Regions from separate parts of the Homo sapiens genome. Here region 2 is linked to region 1. Evidence: chromatin loops called from intact Hi-C (ENCODE). Cell type or tissue: Calu3. All regions are shown on one strand. Links, peaks and the distances in the headings refer to the core of each region. The heading gives the core; the rest is flanking DNA. Region 1 has its middle 47 kb from the start of LINC01871. Region 2 overlaps LINC00298 (long intergenic non-protein coding RNA 298).

The links. Hi-C counts contacts between places; a loop is a spot of excess contacts. Peaks named below come from ENCODE experiments on the same cell type or tissue, not always from the same donor. Only the 100,000 strongest peaks of a DNase experiment are listed, where the experiment ranks them.
Region 2: a loop joins it to region 1, with 5 times the contacts of the local background. A loop is called at or near these places in 1 of 110 quality-filtered maps.

Annotation. Positions count from the first base shown.
Region 1 is chr2:7,770,371-7,775,753 of GRCh38, forward strand. No RefSeq gene overlaps it. Among named protein-coding and RNA genes, the nearest start is that of LINC01871, 47 kb to the left of the region's middle. RefSeq lists an enhancer at 3,332-3,381. In Calu3, for the core only: no CTCF peak of the experiment used is centred there; a DNase peak (open chromatin) is centred at 3,231.
Region 2 is chr2:7,937,619-7,943,001 of GRCh38, forward strand. The region is part of intron 2 of LINC00298 (long intergenic non-protein coding RNA 298); the gene reads right to left. Among named protein-coding and RNA genes, the nearest start is that of LINC00298, 37 kb to the right of the region's middle. In Calu3, for the core only: no CTCF peak of the experiment used is centred there; DNase peaks (open chromatin) are centred at 2,093 and 2,453.

The DNA.
Region 1 (5,383 bases), core at 224-5,223:
AAACAGATAAAAAGTTAACTTGGCAATGCCTGCCGTGGTATAATTTCACATCTGTCAATTGTTTTTGTTTGCTTAAAGTTGAAGAAATAGACCAAAGACCAATTGTAAAGTTGTGAAGAAAATTCACTAGATGAAAAAAAGTAAAAACCTCAGATTATGTAGTGCTTTCCCCTAAATATTGGTAACTCTGCAGCTGCCAACAAACAGGACAGCATGTGAACATTTTTGCATTTAGAAAGTATTTGAATTTTAACTTGCAAAAGAAAACAAAATTATATCTGTTGCATTTTCAAGACAATTTTTAAGTAAAAAAAAAAAAAAAAAAAACAGCCATGGAAAAGGCTGTGAAAAGCTATGATTGCTGCTCTGAGGATCTGGGCTTTTTCTTCTCAGTACTGTAGTGAAAACAGAAATGAAAACCTTGAAAAGTAGGGGAAAACCCACATTCCATTAAGATCCTGGCAGCGGGTGCAACAATTATTCTAGAACCCGCAGCAGCCTTTTCATTTGTATCTAAGGAATGGTGGATGGACTCCCTCTATGATCTAACTTTCCTCATCCATGTGAGATTCATAGCAGGCCAGCAGATCACCACTTTTACTCATCCTCAAATGAGAAGCTGAAGCTCCGAGGTCGGGAAAACTGCACCATCCCCCATCGTTAACATGTGATGGGACCAGGATCCCAGTCCACCTTTCCCAAACCCAAATCCAGTGCTCTGTCTGGGTCCCCGCTGGCCAAGGGTCAGCAGAGCAAGCCCTCTGTCAGGTTCTACCCCTCCATAGCCTCCACACTGCAATAATTCCTGTGAGATATTCCAAAGCTCACTTTGTCTTATAATCTATATTGACATTAACTAAGAAAAGTAAAAACATATAAAGAAAATAATAAAATGATCAACTCAATCGCAAAAGTCACTATACTCAAAAACCACAAGTTAGCGACCTTACTGTACAGATCACTCTGCTAGATTGCTTTTGTTTGTCCCCATCCTATGGATGATGAAGATAAGGTGCAAATAATGATGAAATAAGGCTTAAAATTTCTAACCTAACCTTTGGGTTTTCCTTCACACACCCTTTAGAAATATATTTGTTAGATGTGATTTTGCCATATCCTAGTTTTCCTTTGTTGTCTAAAGTATTTTGAAATTCTAAACTGTCCCTTGATGACAGCACTCAGGGAACTGGCGAAGGGACATGAGATTTGGACAGAGGGAGGACGATGTGGCCAGGTGCTGGCCTTCCATGGCAAGGGCTGATGGACATAAATACAAAGGCTAGAAAACTGAAGAGGCTACATGATGAAGATTCATTAAGCCAGCACATAGACAAACAAAGCTAGGTAAGAACAATGCAGCACACCCCAGAGCAATTAAAGCTCATGCACAGCCTTGTTGGGCAGGGCAATTGATTTTAGCAGGCTTGGAACAAGAACGGGCCTCAGGCATGCTATTTTGCAGACAGAATAAAAGAACATCAGAAAAGAAAAGTGACTTGCCCAAGTTCACAGTCAGTTAAGTCAACGATGGGGCAAAAGCTCAGGCCTCTGGGTGCTTTCTCAGTATGGCTTTTATCTGCACCTGATTTCACAAAACAGACTGGAATGTGCTGAGAGGCTGCCAGGCAGGTGGTCAGCATCCATGCAGTGGGTGCTCTCACCAATGCCACACCTGGAGAGGAGGAGGGCAAAGCAGATGTCGTCCGGGTGATTTTCAGCCCTGGGCCCTTCCCCGTTCACACCTCAGGCTTCTCAGCATGTATTGCTTTGCCATGCTTTCCTCAGCTTACAGTAATAACTCCTTTTGCCTGCCACCCACACTGACATGAGCCCCCACTTAGAGATGGCTTCGTGAATATTTCAAATTTTATCAGGTGCTTTAATTAAATCATTGACATTTATGTCAGAGAGTACAAGACTGAAGTTCACTGAGGGTGGTCGTCTTGCCCAGGGTCATCGAACTGGAACTGGCACAGCCAGGATTTGCACCTAAACCTGTTGGACTCCAAGGCCCATGTTCTCTCTACTTAGAGGATAACAGCCAAGACTTCTGATTTCCTACCAGTTTCAGAAAATATGGAGCTCCCACAGCATAGGAATTCTCTCCATAACAGAATGTTATGGCTAAAAGCATGACCCATCTAAAATTCAACTTCGAGTATTTATTTAACAAATAACTACAGTACTTCATTAACTACTATAGCAGATATTTAATAAACAACGTTGTAATATGTGCCATTCAAAGCACTTTACATATATTGAAGCTTTTTGTCTTCCTAAAAACGACATAAAGTAGGAACTATCATTTTTCCATTTTACTGATGACAATACTGAGGCTCAGAGACATCCAATAGATTACCTAGAATTACATGGCTGGTAGGTGGAAGAACTGGTATTCAAATCCAGGCAGCCTGGCTCTACACTCTTGGCTTTTAATCGCTAAGCCATACTCCCCTCTCTAGTTTTGTAGAAATCTTAATAGAATGGAGTATGCATGTCTTTGCCTTCTCAAATTGAGAATAGTGAACCTAGTTGAGCCTTCTGCTTATAATTCAAGGTGACCCACATGAATTTGGAACATTACATCCACTACAGCATGCCTAATACTACCCTCAGACATTTTAGATTGCAAGAGTAAATTTCCCCCAAGACTGGCCCCAGATTGCTGTTCTTATGAAGTTCTTTCCAATTTTTAAAGCTCTTCTATTTATTTCTTCTGCTATCTTCCCTCAGCGACTATGGCTATCTATATATATTATTCATGACCTTGCTTTAAAAGGAATTATCTGGTTCTGTGTCTCTGCAAGATTATCTTGCCTTCTAACACAGCAAAACACATCAGCTTTATGACAGCAATACTTTCTCAAAATTTTTTTCTAGACCCAGTGGCATGTCCCAGCTTGATGTGGCTCCATAAGTGTGTGATATTGTTTAAGATTCTGCTCAAATGGACTCCCTGATTCTGAACCTTGGGAAGGAAGGGTATCAGCAGCATCGGAAGGGAGGCTCTCTGGAGTTTTTCTATGGAGGAAGTCGCCACACACACAAATGCCGCATTGTCAACTCTCTAGAACACAGTCATCTCACAACTGTGGAATGTCCCTCCTTGCCAAACCCTCAGGACGACAGCAGTTGAAACTTTCATATACGGAGGAGTGGAGGCTCCTACGGAAGAAAAGAGGAAGAGCCAGTGCTTGATGCAGGCTTTTGACACTTCAAGTTGGGCAATGTTTTTGGTTTCAGCAAAGTTGCTAAAAACCACAATTCCCAAGGTTGGCCTGAACTTTGATTCAGAGCTTGAATTGCTAAGAAAGGTGGGGCTGGCCACAGGTTTCACTTGGCAGCAGCTCGCTTCTTCCCTGTGGGCGGCTACCCCTGCTGTCCTTTTCCATGCGGAGTTCCTGGCCATGGGTCCATGGTCAGTAGGTGCTTCTCTCTTACACCCTGGGTCACAGCACAGCAGTGGCTCTCAAGGCGGGCCCCCCTGGCCAGCCACAGCAGCATCACCTAGAATCTGTTAGAAATGCAAATTCCCTACTGAATCAGAAACTCTGGTGCTGGGGCCCAGCAAGCTGTGTTTTAACAAGTGCCAAAGGTGATCTGAAGCACCTGCAAGTCTGAGAACCATGACAATAGAAGAAAAGGAAATGCAGACAAATGAGAAGAAAAAAGTGAATTTAGAAATAAAGGGAAGATTCAAGCCCAGTGAGTGACCCCTGTCATCAGAGGGGTGTGGCAGGTGGCCCTACAAGAGCTTCACAGCGCAAGTCAACTTCCCATGAGCCCAGACAGGTCTACAGATGTGGCTCTCCAGACTCTATGTTGAGAGGAATGTTGAGGCCATACCTCAGAAGGAAATCACACAGAGACAAATAAGCAAGGCTGTGTGGGCCAGGAGGAGCAGGGGACAACCTGCCAATTTGCCCCTAAGGGCGAGAAATTGAAACTGGGGTTAGAGAGTTAGACAAGCACCTTGGATAGAGCCCTATAGTGTTTTTTGTTTTTGTTTGTTTGTTTGTTTGTTTTTTTACTGAGCAGGTCTTACTATGGTAACACCTGGTCATAAAATTCTAAAATCATTTGTTTAGAAAAGGATATGGCAATTCACTGAGCCCAGTTCCCCAGCCATGGTCTCCAGCACACTTCCACTAAGAAGCCCCTAGCAATGGAAGGTCAGCTGTCTCTAAAAGCTGTGCATTCTATCTTTGGAGAAATGTGGACCTGAAACGTTTCTGCAGACATCCTGGCCCTCCCTGAAAGTTTTACCCTATGAGGGACTCAACAGAGGTGATTTGACATTAGGACACTCTGATGCACACATGCACACAGTAGTTCTCAGAAATGTGACTTTCTTTCTTTCTTTCTTTATGACAGTCCTTCCTCTAGGGTGCTGGGCATGCCTTCGTTTCTCTATTCTGTGAGTACTTGTGCTCATGGGGCCTGCGCTGGGTGCTGAAGAGACATTGCTCAGGTGAGCAAAACAATCAGGGGCCTGCCTTCTGGAAATTGAATCTAATAGGAGCATCAGATATTAAACAGCTAGAAAAATACATATTAAATTTTCAGTGTGACAAGTATATAAAATAAAAAATTCCACAAGAAATCTTATCAAGTTCCTTTCCATGAAAAGAACGAACTTGAATTGTTATTGTCTGTCTTGCGTTGAGTCTTTGGACTCATTGTTAATTGATCCAATGTCATTTTAGCCAGCTCTTAACCTCCACACTTTTTCTTCCTTCATAGGAAAATTCCACTGCCACAAAAAGTACAAGGAAATATGCTATGCAATCCTACCTTTATGAAATTTACAATCTAGTATAGGAGATGAACTTAAAATAATTGTAAGGAAGCTGTGAACCATTTCTGCAATACATGTTTAAGCGTGGAAGGGAGAGTTGCGAAGAAGGCATTAACAGCAACTCACGGAAAGCTTCAGTGGGAAGGTGGGATGTGAGCTGAGTCTTTTAGGATGAGCAAAATGTGAAAGGTAAGCAAAACAGAGCAGCCTCTGCTGTGTGTGGCGGGGTGGGGGGGTTGTGGGGGGAAGGAGGGGAGGGAGGGGAGAGAGAGAGAGAGAGAGGTTTCTATCTTAATAATAGAGATGTTATAGTGAAAATGGCACACAAAATGCACCAACAAGATCTGTTTTTTTTTTTTAGGCCCTTCAACTATTTTTTTAGGCCCTTCTTGCTTGTATTTTATGATTTACAAATTTTCATACTTTTGTAATCAGGAAAAATAAATATGATATCAAACTTAAAGTTAAAAAATGCATCCAAAGGCACTGACGTACGCCAGGCAGGCAACTTCATTCTCCCATGTGTCCAACACAGAACTCACAAGACTCTTGGCTGGATGTCCTCTTTTCAGGAAAGAAGGTTCA
Region 2 (5,383 bases), core at 53-5,052, 170 kb after region 1:
CTGCCACAAATGATGGTGCTAAATCTGTGCTTGAAATGGTGGGACAGAAATGCAAGGTGACTTTACAAAGGATGGATGATTTGAGTCTCTGTTCCTATATCCATGATTTGACTGTGCAAAAGAAGTCCTTACTACTTCTCCACCCACCAATTCTGGTGACAGTTAGGGGGTTTGTGGCCCTAGCCTACATCATTCTCCCCTGCTGGATGCTTCCTGCTCTTGAACATCGGACTCCAGGTTCTTCAGTTTTGGGACTCGGACTGGCTCTCCTTGCTCTTCAGCTTGCAGATGGCCTATTGTGGGATCTTGTGAGTTAATACTTATTATGCTCTATCTATCTATCTATCTATCTATCTATCTATCTATCTATCTGTTATCTATCTATCTATCTATCTATCTATCTATCTATCTATCTGTCTATCTACCTATCCTATTAGTTCTGTCCCTCTAGAGAATTCTGAGTAATACAGTGGGCATGCTGATTTGGGTACAGAAATATTCTTACACTTGGCATTACACTAGTGGAATATATCTTACCTTCTGGTGCATAACCCTCCAAGAGCAGACTTACTAGATATCTTACGATTGTGTTCTTCATCTGTTTCTCAAATTGCTCTGGACTTGATATCACCAGGGCAGAATTTTATAAGGGGCAGCTCTGCCTTCCTGTTTGCATATCTGCATATCTGCTCTCTCTCTTAATCAGACTGCTTAGTTAAAAATGTCAAATACAGCCCTGAAGATTCTGCACTTAGGACTCCATTCTACAATGCTGAGACAGTCCATTTCAAATCCAACTATCAGTCAGTAATACTCCCACCTCACTTGTAAACCATGTTGAGGATGCACTACCAGCTCTCACCTACTCAAGCATCTGTCTGCATTCCTTGCTCCTAATAAGGCAACAAGGCCAGCTTTTAACAAAATAATAACAATGGTGTTCATCATCATCATCATCATCATCATCATCATAGCAATACTAATATGTCCAGGATACATTGTAGGTAAAAGTGACTTGAGCAATAAAAGCATTCATTATCTGCATAAGATACTCAGGGACAGGAGAATTCCTTGGCTAGTCCATTCTCCTGCTCAACTGCATTGCCAAGAACTCAGGTTCATTCCTCCTGTCTGCTCCCCATACTTAATGTGCTGATTTTTGTCCTCAAGCTCCCTTCCTTTGTGATCACAGGACGGACCCCTGCAGCACACATCCCTATACAGCAAATAAAGTCAGAGGAGGCAAATTCTCTCCTTGACTTCAATTTTTAAATGAGAGAAATGAGAGAAAATTCCCACAAGCCCCCTGGCTTGCATTCTGTCAGTGTCATTGGCCATATTGCCAGCATATGGGCATGCCTCAGCCAATCAATCAGCAGTGAGGGCAAAACATTTACTGTGATGGGCTTGAACCAATCACGACACACATGAGACTGGGCACTCTCCTGAAGCAAGTGGCTAAAATGGAGGACATCAAACACAGGTAGCCTCTACAAGAAAGACGGAAGGGCAAGGGAGTGGATCCAGATGCTACCTATCTGCTTTAACAGAATCATGCTACATATGTATTTCATGATGAAGCCTAAAGCCAGTGAACAGAAATTAACCCCATAAAAGCAGTGCCTCATTCAGCAAATGAGCAGATATTCTTCAGTACCTATGGAATGCAAGACTCTCAGCAAGCCACTGGGGAAAACATGATCAATTATACATTATATTGAACATGTTTCAATTCACTTATTTTTTCATTCATTTACTCAATGAATATCCATGCAGTAAATAGTAGTGTCCTTATTACTATTGTTAGTTGGTAAACTACTACCTGTCCTACAGAGTCTTGTCATCTGGTGAGGTAAACAAGGCATTCACATTCTTATTTAAACATCGTTTACACAGTCAAGTATAGTGGTATGCTGGGGCTGGCTCATACAGGCTCCTGAGAACCAATTCTACGTATTCCTTTCCAAATTTAGAGTAGCTTACACCACTGAAATTAGAAAATGCTACAAATCAGAAGACACACACACACACACACACACACACACACACACACACACACACGCCCCACAGAGGCTATTACTAAACATTAACCAGCATGCCACTGGTTATGTGACAACAAAAGTTGAATCATAAACCATGAACTGTGAGTAATACTCAAATGACGAGTAAAACAATGAGCATAAAAAGAAAGCCCAACTAGCATTGGCCCCTCTACATGGTAGGTGCTCAATACAAAAGTGTGCTAGATGGTCTGATTGAGGAAGGAGGGAGAAAATGAGCTACCAAGAAAATTTAGGGGGAAAAGTGGCATTTGAGCTGGATATTGAAGAATGGGTGGAATTTGGATAGTCAGAGAAATAGGAGAGGGCTGTTCATGGAGAACAGGATGAAGACAAATCCTGAGGTAGAGAAAGGTCTTATGATTGTGTCCATGTAGCCAGAGTGCAGAGTGTGCTTGGAGGGCCAGGGAGTGAGGTTAGAGCTTACTGCAAGTCAGTATGCTAAGGCTTGGACATGAAATAGCTTAGCTTCATTTTTACAGGAAGTACATTATATTTCTGCATTCTAGCTCACATGGATGTATAGATTAGTTGGTTAATTATTACTTAGTTATTTTACTGCAAGATGAGATTGACGATTTACCCAAGCCCTGTGATACTAGAAAACAGGAAAGAGTAAAGAAATCTCCTCACGTTTTGTCTTCTGGGAAAGGCTTTTTGCAAAGAAGCACTTCTCCTCCTGTGACTTAGAGAAGACTCATAGGTGCCTATTTATTTGCTTATGACACAGCCAGACATAGACCCTCCAAATTCCATTCATTGCCCCATAAATGATTAACTGAATTATTTGTACCCATTGACCAATCTGGACAAGACACCTGCTAACTTGCCTTAATCAAACTATTTAAGCTTCCCTCCTCCCCTACAGGACCCTAAATTTGGTCCATCCCCAAGCGCTGGAACCACCACGCCACCTGCTCACACCTATCCCCTGTACCTGTTTCTTTCTAGCCTTACTTACATCCCGCTATAAAAGAAAATTCATTTCTGACTTGTAGATATTATGGTTGGAGCATTCTCTCTACAGCAGTAGTCTCTTCCCCGCTTATTGCAAAAATCCTTCTGAAAAATATCTTTTCTTACCTAAATGCGGATTTGTTTTTATCTGACAGAATTATGTTTTAGTCTGTCCCTCTGTGCCTGAAAGCCAGGCCATTATAAGTCCTTAGTGGTCCCAATAGAGACCTAAGCTCTACAAGATAAACAGAAAACTACTCTATCCAGGGAAAACAGCTCATGCTCAATGTCATCAAAGATGACGGGCAGGTTAAAGCAAGGGGATAATCTCACATACACAAAAGAAATCTAGGAAGTGTTTGCATGTGACATCTAAAGAACCTTTTCTGACTTTGACAATTGTAAGGAACATGTGTTGAGAGTCTTTGAGAAGGGTAACCGGTTCATTAATTTGACATTCCTCCACAACAAATAAAAACAAAAATTAGCATCATTATCAGATAATGAATATATTCATATGGCAAGAAAAAATGCTTATTGGTACCAAAGATAAAATATAGTCTATGATTTTAGAATCATCAGTTGGGACTTCTCTATGTAAGAAAGTATGATACCAGAACCAATATTAAAGTGGGCTGGCTGAAATTTACAATTGTTTCAGACCCACTTATTAGAACTATATTGATTGAAAAACATTTGAAATCCTATAAGAGCATATTATATTTTAATGGGCAGCTTGAAGTGCATTTCAATACTCATAACTAAAAATGATGTATTTTACTAAAATTACTCTGATTTAATTATTAACCTGGTTACATCTACTAGAGTATGGTTTCTTATGTCAGTTTAAGTAACTTTACGTATTTGAAATTAATAACATAAAAGAAAGACACAAACAAAAAACTTGATATGAGATCTGAGAAGGCAGAGCTTTGCTGCCTCTTTTCCCTCTCTTCTCTCCCTCCTTCCCTCCCTCCCTTCCTTCCTTCCTTCCTTCCTTCTTTCCTTCCTTTTCCCATACAGCTCAGACAGCCATTTTTTGTGGTTGTTGTTTTAAGCAGTGAAGTATTAAAAATACGTTGTTTTCACTGTAGTATTTCTAAACTTGGAAAGGAGAACTAACTTCCTCCCAGTCAACTCGTTCATTACCAGGAAAGCTTAGAATTCAAAAGAATCAACCATCCCTCCTCTCCACTTCTCTAGCCATTAAAGTGCATGTTTTGCACTGAATTGGGTTGTCAGAAGCAGTATGACATGTTCTTTCATGGCTAATAGAGAAAAGAAATCAGATAACTTGTCCTTTATATCAGTAACATTTATAGGCCTTAAGTATCAGTGAGGTAGAGTTGCCAGAGTTAGCAAATAAAAATATAGAACACCCAGTTAAATTTGAGTTATTTCTAATTGCCTGTACATATGTACACTGAAATAAAAGAAACTGTTGCATGAGACATATGACTACTAAAACATTAATTGTGGCTAATCTGAAATAATTATGTTTTATACTTGTTTAACTATATTTATTACATGTGATTTGGCTCTTCTTAATAGTTCCTTGCTTTACAGAACTTCCTTACACAATTCCTTACAGTTAAAGTCTCTGTTTCTTTACCTCAAAACATAGCTTCTGCACATCTAACTTATTCTGTTCTTTGTTAATTGAAAATTATGCTCAATATTAGCATTACAGACAAGTTTATTGACTAAACATTGGCACTCTGAGAATTGCTCTTCAAATTTGATTTGTTCAAGTACAAACCATGTTTCATGGTATAACTTATTTTTTCCACACTTCAGGATTATATTGAATTTCCTGATCAGCTTCTTGAAATATTATTTTCTGGCCAAAACAAACAAGCAAACAAACAAACAAACAAACCATGTTGTCATCAGATTTTATCATCTTCTTCAACCCTACATATGAGTTTCCTAAAATTTGCTTTTGTTTCTGAAATCGCCTTTGGAAGGGTCTTCACATGAGAAAAAAAATATTACAAAAGCAAAGGGAAATTTGATCTGCGTTTTGATTACTTGTACCTGCAGTTGCCATAAAAGGTGGGGCATTTATATCTTTGATAATCTCTATAATAGTTAGTGGAACTATTACATTTTTAAATTATGCAAGTAAATTTTCACCTGGCACTTAAAAAATTTATTTGCAAATTTGCAAATTTGGAATTAGACAGTGCTTCTGAATGGTAGAAGGACACAGAGTGGTTTAAGCTGAAAGATGGATGACTGACAGACAATGTGGAAGGCCATCACAAGATCTGCTGCCACTCATATATCAGTTTCATTTGAATTTCTCTTACACAAAAAAATGTATTATTATTTTCTATGGCACTGATAAAGGATATCATGCATCT